3 separate regions of the Homo sapiens genome follow, and all the other regions are linked to region 2. The links are chromatin loops, found by intact Hi-C in ENCODE. Cell type or tissue: natural killer cell. All regions are shown on one strand. Region 1 holds the start of LAX1 (lymphocyte transmembrane adaptor 1). Region 2 has its middle 3.5 kb from the start of LINC01353. Region 3 overlaps ATP2B4 (ATPase plasma membrane Ca2+ transporting 4).

The links. Peaks named below come from ENCODE experiments on the same cell type or tissue, not always from the same donor. Only the 100,000 strongest peaks of a DNase experiment are listed, where the experiment ranks them.
Region 1: it touches region 2 in a loop (4-fold over the local background); 3 of 110 quality-filtered maps call a loop at or near these places.
Region 3: it touches region 2 in a loop (3-fold over the local background); 2 of 110 quality-filtered maps call a loop at or near these places.

Annotation. Positions count from the first base shown.
Region 1 is chr1:203,764,007-203,766,506 of GRCh38, forward strand. LAX1 (lymphocyte transmembrane adaptor 1) reads left to right here and starts at 1,177. Exons shown (of 5, transcript NM_017773.4): 1 at 1,177-1,648. The coding sequence starts at 1,560. RefSeq lists an enhancer at 1,060-1,419. In natural killer cell, no CTCF peak of the experiment used is centred here; DNase peaks (open chromatin) are centred at 535, 1,115 and 1,715; H3K4me3 peaks cover 1,826 bases; H3K27ac peaks cover 2,500 bases.
Region 2 is chr1:203,289,446-203,291,945 of GRCh38, forward strand. No RefSeq gene overlaps it. Among named protein-coding and RNA genes, the nearest start is that of LINC01353, 3.5 kb to the left of the region's middle. RefSeq lists an enhancer at 100-659 and a silencer at 870-1,269. In natural killer cell, no CTCF peak of the experiment used is centred here; DNase peaks (open chromatin) are centred at 266, 1,156 and 1,976; H3K4me3 peaks cover 1,098 bases; H3K27ac peaks cover 2,500 bases.
Region 3 is chr1:203,649,335-203,651,834 of GRCh38, forward strand. All of the region lies in intron 1 of ATP2B4 (ATPase plasma membrane Ca2+ transporting 4), which reads left to right. Among named protein-coding and RNA genes, the nearest start is that of ATP2B4, 24 kb to the left of the region's middle. RefSeq lists a silencer at 1,198-1,367. In natural killer cell, no CTCF peak of the experiment used is centred here; DNase peaks (open chromatin) are centred at 327 and 997; H3K4me3 peaks cover 549 bases; H3K27ac peaks cover 2,500 bases.

The sequences.
Region 1 (2,500 bases), 470 kb after region 2:
GTGAGTAGTCCTAGTTCCTACTCAGACCTGATCCAAAGGAGAAGTGGGCAGAGACCCAGGTTCCAGCTCCAGCACCAGCTGCCTCTGAGCCATTTCTGCTTCCTACCAGGTGAAGCTCCTGGGAGGGAAGGGGCCCAGGACCTGGAATGATAAAGCTCCCTGGAAAGCCAGCCATGGCCAGTCTGCAGCCCCTGGGGACTCTGTGAGAGTCTGGATGCAGACAGGCCAGGGGCTGCCACCTCAGGAAAGCTGAGGACCTCAATGTCCACTGGGAAGAGATGGGAGGGAGGCATGGTTCTAGGAGGGTACTGCTGGTCTGCCCTTCCATTCATCTGGGAATCCATTTCCTTGTGGAAAGTGCAATCAGAGAGGTTCTTCACATCCTTACAACAGTCTTAGTGGCCCCTTCTCTTTGGACTCTCCCAAGATGCAAAGAGTGTTTCCGGAGATTAGTAGGCTCAAGAAGGGAGGGGAGTTAGCAATAAATTTTGAACAATCTTCAAACACTTTGGGTAGCTCTTAAGGATGAACTTGTTCAGCTTCTGAGACAGGTGTGTGACAAGTAAGACTGTGACTGATCTTCAGAAGAGCCCTGAGAACAGGAGATCACCAGCAGCCAGGAGCTGTGGAAGGTTGCCTTGGGGGAGCAGGGGTCCTGCTAACCCAGCATAACTTCTATTCTTAAGGTAGTACCCAGAGCAGAGGTTCCCAAAACATGAAACACAGATGAGCTCCATCAAAATCACCTGAAAGCTCCATCAAATTCACCTGGAAAGCATCGATAGCCAAAGCCTGCCCCCTCTGCAGCCTCCACCCACTGAATCAGAAGAGGGTCCCGGAGATCTGCATTTCACTCTAAAAGGCAACCTCCAGTGCTCCTTAGACTTGCTTAGAAAATACTGTAAATCTGAAGACTTATACAACTCTAAGTGTCTCAGAAACTCAGGGTGAAGAATCACAAGTTCTCTACTACCCTGCCCCATTTTTAATCACACTCATCACAGACCACAGAGCACCTGGCAAACCCAGGAACGGTGGGTTGAAGATATGTTTTCTTCTAGCAGATTAAGAGCTGAGCAGAGTTTCCTGTGCCCTGTGCTTCATTAGCACATTGGTGGTGTCGTTTCCGGTGACTGACTCTCTGTTTCCATTCTGGCAAAGTGGTTTGCTCTTTTCACTCTGCTTTGGGTGTTGAAGGAAGACGAGCTTCTCACGGAGCCTCTCTTGAGCCTCTTGGCAGTTTCCCCCTCTGTGCCCCTCACGTTTCCACCAGAAACGTGAAGGCAGAGGCCACAGATTCTCCCTGAGCCACCTCACTTGGAAGCACCATGTCCGGATGAGATCGCACTTCCTGCAGTGGGCATTAGCCACGTCCAGGTAGAACCAAACCTGTTGCTTTTGTATGTTGGGTCAACTTGGCCTGACGTTTCAGAGGTAGACACGAGATAGGGAGTTTGTTGCGGGGGTGGGGAGAAGTGGTAGACATGCTGGCTAACTGATTATGATTAAGAGAAACTTAGAAGCTGAAGCCAGAGAGCATCTCAAAGGTTCCTGATACAATGGATGGTGTCACTCCAACCCTTTCGACAATCAGAGGGAGGACCTTGGAGTCCAGCACTCTGCATGTGACTCCCCGCAGCCTGGACAGGTGAGTGACTCAGGGTGGTGAGCTCCACCCTGCCCTGATTTAGGCAGAAGGTCCTAGTCCACCCTTAGGAGCTTCTTACACAGCAGTGCTGCCACCTCTCAACACCCAGGCTCGGTCTACTAAACCACCAAACTCTAGGCTTGGAGGCATTTGCTCAGGGGTGCTAGGGGGAAAGGAAGGTATTGAGGAAAGAAAGAAAATATTGTGGTAGAGGAAAAACTGTGATAACACTGGCCCTTAAAGCTAGTTGCTTAGACTGGTTGGATTTCTCACCTCTCGGAGGCCCTGAACCCTATCATCAGTCTTTCCTAGGTGTCACCATGACAGAAACAAAAGGCTGAGTTTTCCAAGGATGTGTTTTGAGATCCAAAAACTTGTCATGAATAAAAAATGTAGTGATAGATGTAATAAAGATACGTCCTTAGGACGTAAAATCTTACAGAACTAATCATGGGTATGAATTACTGCTACTACTTTCAATCTCATACAAACAAAATTAAAAATCCATCCACAGTTGAAACTTTAAAAACATTGGCAGCTGACTGGGCGCGGTGGCTCACACCTGTAACCCCAGCACTTTGGGAGGCCGAGTGGGGCGGATCACCCCCACTCTTGAACCAGCCTGGCCAAGACCAGCCTGGCCAACATGGTGAAACCCCGTTTCTACTAAAAATACAAAAATTAGCCGGGAGTGGTAGCATGCTCCTGTAGTCCCAGCTACTCAGGAGGCTGAGGCAGGAGAATCACTTGAACCCGGGAAACAGAGGTTGCAGTGTCATGTCATTGTACTCCAGCCTGGGCAACAAAAGCGAAACTCTGTCTCAAAAAATAAAATAAAATTGCAGTCGTTTG
Region 2 (2,500 bases):
CCAAAGCAAACTTGCCACATCCTCGGCCAATGCCCTGCCAAGGAGGGCCACTAGCTATTTTTCATGCCTCAAACTCCCACTCTATCACAGCACCCAGAGCTTGGGGATGGGGTGAGTTGTCCCCCCAGACAACTCTCTACCGTGGAGAGACTGGGCCAGGGGAAGTAGAGAGAGGAAGTAGACCTTAGATAGAGGAGCGAATGTGGGTGGCTAAGCACTGTGGGTGTGAAGGGATGGTTGGGAGGCCCTGGGGACTTTCCCCGGAGGCTGAGCTACCCAATTTACTCCCCAACCCACCACAGGCAGGCACGCACACCCATAATTTCAGGCGAGACGAGGCAGGCCTCTGAGAACAGCACTCCAACAGGCTTTATCTGAGTGCTCAGCTGGACTCAGAAATCAGAGCGCCTCCCCCAACCTGCCCCAGGACAGTGAAGGCTCCATGATGAGCCCTGAGTTCTCATCGCAGTTTCTCTTCCTTTTCTGTTTTTTTCTTGGCCTCTGCCTGGCAGGAGGCCTCTGGAAACCCTCGTTTTTCAGGCTGCTTCTCCGTCAGCCCCTAGGCCAGACCTTTTTATTTGACTGGTCTGGGGAAGACATGGGGAGGCCACTTGGCTAATGAGAAGCCAGTCGCCTTACAGCAGTGCCTCTTCTGAGACTTTCTGGGATTCTCTGGAAACACAGATGCCAGTTTTTCTTTTTATTTGCTTGTTTCAGGACAGAAGAGATTGAGTTTCAATAGGAGATGTGATTGTCTTTAAACACCTATGGGAAAATCCCTGGGCTCTGCAGTAAAAATACACACCATGGCTGTCCATGTCATATGCGTCCTTGACACCACCAGGCAAAATGCACAGGCTGTGAAACACATTTGGACGCCCAAAGAGCAGGTCCTCCAGAGCACAAACACCTGCACCCACCCCAGGACAGAAGTGCTCAGGCAGGTGTCACCAGCGCAGCCCCTGGCCCCCGACTTTCCCCACTCCACACCCCCATTCACACAGAAGGGCAAAGACAGCCCACAACCTTGGCTGGCTGCGCTCAGTCCTTGGCTCCAGCTGCCTGGGCAGGGGTTAACGAGGCAGGCGCGGCCACTCCCTCCCGCCACCTGCCACCCACCGCCTCCCTCCCGCGCCGCGTCACTTGTTTTTCTGCTGGGCTTTCCCGCCTCCCGCCGGCCGCTGACGTGGACTGGGGGCGTCACAGCCTCTACCTCAGCTGCCGGGAAGTGCTTCCCTTATATGGGCACAGACTCCGGAGGGGCCGGCAGGGCAGGGGCGCTCTTGGGGAGGGCAACAGCTGCCAGCCATCAAGGGCCAGGCTCTCCTCTCCCAAACAATGCCCAGGCCGGGGCAAAGGTGACCCGCATTTGGAAAAGGGAGGCCAGCCTCCCTGTCTCCTCTCAAGAGCCAGAGCCCAGGCGGGCAGCCTTCCCAGACGCTGTCGCTCTGCATCCTCCCTCTTTGGGTTTCTCATGAAATGTGCAGAGCTAGATTGAAATGCAGATGACCAGGTGGCCTTTCACTGATGCACTCTGATAGTCCCTGAATGCTCTGCATCCCAAAGTCTACGGCCGGAAGGCTGTGATGCTAGGCCACTGTTGGGTGGTAGAAAGGACATCCTTGCCTCTGCCTTGGGGCCTTAAATTTGTCTCATAATTCTTCAGGCCCCAGCTTCCTTCTCCATAAAATATGGAGGATACTGCCCTCGAGCCTTGTAAGGACTAGATGAGTGTTCTGCTTGGTGTAAAACAGCTTTGCAAGCTGTAAAGTGCTATTCAGACTTACAGGTGGTCACTTGGTGCCAGGGAGGAGGAACCTGTTCAGGAGCCCCCTCCAGAACCTGCCTTTCCCGGGCCACACCCATGTGCTGTGAGAATGCCCTTTGACCCTGTTGAAAAGCTTAAGCTGTGTAAATAAAGTCATCTGGAGTTTGCCTCTTGTGTGTACTGTGGCGAGCTGTTTGTCTGGGGCCTCTGTTAGTAAGCAAGTGGTGAGCATGCTGGAGATGATCCTTCCAGCAGGGAGGGGAACCGCGGGTGAGCGGTCATCGTGCAAACGCCTCGCACAGTACTGGACACTGTGCAGCACATGACTGTCTTCTGTTGCTGCTAGTAAGAACTCTTTCCTTCCAAATCCAGCTCAGCTCAAAACTCCCAGGCCCAACAAGCTATTTCCTGCTGACACCTTCACTCCAACTCCTTGGTTAATTGTGAATCGTGTTTGTGCAGTGTGGCTCTGCCCATATTTGCCTGTCTCCTGGCAGCTTTGCGTCTGTGTCCTCGATGTGGATGCTTCTCCCTCCTTGGGAACTTGCAGCGTCCTGTGGGCAGGAACCGTTTCTCCCCAGTCAGAATGAAGAACCCACACTCTCTACCTCTGAGGGTGGGGACTAAATCTCCTTCCTCTTATCACTCTAGGACAAAGACGACAAAAGGTATCCAGATCACGAGGTCAAGTGATTGATTTGTGACCCATGTGACCCATACATAAATGGCAGT
Region 3 (2,500 bases), 360 kb after region 2:
AGTAGGTAACAGTGTGACCTTGAGCAAGTCACTTAACCTCTGAGCCTCACTTTTCTCATTCGTCATTAGTTTGTATCCACAAATGATAGTTATGATAATCTAAGGAGAGAGTATGGAATCTAAATGGAAGTGCTTTGAAAAGTTAAAAGTGCTTCACTTTAGGGTGGGCGTAGTGGTTCACGCCTATAATCCCAGTTCTTTGGGAGGCTGAGAATAGCTTGAGCCCAGGAGTTCGAGACCAGTCTGAGTAACATGGGGAAACCCCATCTCTACCAAAACCAAAACAAACAAAACAAAACAAAACAAAAAAATAGCCAGGCCTGGTGATGCATACCTGTAGTCCCAGCTACTCAAGAGGCTGAGGTGGGAGGATCACTGAGCCCAGGAAGGTTGAGGCTGCAGTGAGCCTTAATCATGCCACTGTACTCCAGCCTGGGCAACAGAGACCCTGTCTAAAAAACAAGCAAAAAACCAAGTGCTGTACTTTACAGACCAGAAAAATTGAGGTCACGGAAACTCCACAGCCCCCACTCGTACCCGGCCAGGCATGTCACACTCGCCACTCTGGGGCCCAGGGTCCCCATACGCTAAGTAGGGTGTGCTCCAGGTTACCTCCCCTTCTTCCAGAGCTGCTGAGGACTAATGAGAACACTCACTTGTAGACGCTGTAATAGCCTGTTTTGAAGCATCTCAGATTTACCCCAGCCTTCCCTTCCATGGTGATGTAAACGGAGTGGCTTTCACGCACACATCCCAGAACCAGCCCAGTTTTTGCCCTTGTCCTCTGACATAATGCATGCATTGATCAATAGACATTTATCAAGCATGCCTGCCCCGTAAAGCTTGGAGCGAGGCCCTGGTCCCCTGGGTTTTGGCAGCTCAAGGACGGGCGCTCCCGGGGAAGCTGTGCTGAGAAGTCGGCTGAGCCACTGAAGCCACAGGGTTTGGTTTCAGGGAGGCCAGGTGAGGGGCAGGGTGAGAACTGGGAGGGTTCCCCAGGTGTGTTCCCCGGGTTGTGGTGTGGTGTGATGTGGTGGGGGACAGGACGAGGGTCCCTGGGGAGGGAGAGAGGTGCTTGGCTGGCTGGGTCGAGTGAGTCATCGGCCCCCTCTGAGCAATCGCTGCTGCCCAGGTGGAGTCGGCCCGCCTTATTTGGGGCTTCTGTGCTGAGCCAGGCCTCCAGGGCTAAGGCGTTTGTTTCCCCAGCTGCTTCCCGGGCCGCGCTGGTAGCCAGCTGAGCCCGGCGCCTGCGGCTGAGTTGCACCGCGCAGAGGCCGGGGGAGCTGCAGGTCCGAACTCGGCCGGCCCGGGGCGAGGGCGGGCGGGGAGCGGGGCGGGCTAGGGCGAGCGAGGCTGCCACACCCCCGGGACTCGCTGGTGCGAGGCTCAGCATGCCGGCTGCGGAAGTCCCGCACAGGGCAGCTTCCAGGCCTCCTGTCCCTAGAGCAGTAAATGCAGATCAGCACTTCTGCCCCTCACTGTACTCCCACTCTCATCCCCTTCCTCCCTCTACCACCACCAAAAGGCCAGAATTTTTAAGTTGATTGATATTTTTTTATTAGGATAATAAAGTCAGATGCAGTATATTGTGTATGTTTTTTTGTTTCGTGTTGCGTTTTTGTAGAGATGGGGTCTCACTGTGTTGCCCAGGCTGCTCTCTTAATTCCTGGGCTCTAGTGATCCTCCTGCCTCGGCCTCCCAAAGTGCTGGGATTACAGGCATGAGCCACCATGCCTGGCCTTGACTGTGTTGTTAAATGGCTATTTTAGACCATGAAATTTTCAACAAAAGTTCTTATTTAAGAGTCTTGATATTTTTAGATAGTTCCATGGCTGTCTTTGATCATACAAGTTAAAAAATGTTGCTGGTAGAAATAGGAACCATTTTTTTTCTTCTCTCTCTCTGTCTCTGTCTTTCATTTCTAGTTCTATCTCTTTTGTTTATTTCTCAGATGCACAAAATTGGATGAGTCAAAATCTACAGTTCATTTTCTTGACTGGTTTATGCATGCCTCGCTTTTACTGCTTATTTATATATGCTATTAATGTTTTTTATTAACCTAATGAACACACTTGAACCCACCACCCAAAAATGAGATCACTATCATTTATTTGCATCCACCTATGACCCTTTCCTATCCCATCCCCCCACCTCATCACCCAGCCAAACCACTGTCTTGGGCTGTAATGTTGTATTCACCATTCTCTTGATAACCATATGTATGCCTAAAGAAACATATTATTTGTACTTGCTTTATATGCTTTATCTAAAAAATATACTAGCTGGGCACAGTAGTACGCACCTGCAGTCCCAGCTACTCAGGAGGCTGAGGCAAGAAAATCACTGAGTCCAGGAGTTTGAGGCTGCAGTGAGCTTTGATTGCACCACTGCACTCCAGCCTGGGTGACAGAGTGAGCCTGTATCTAAATATATGAACACACGGCTAGGCACGGTGGCTCATGCCTGTAATCCCAGCACTTTGGAATGCCGAGGCAGGGGG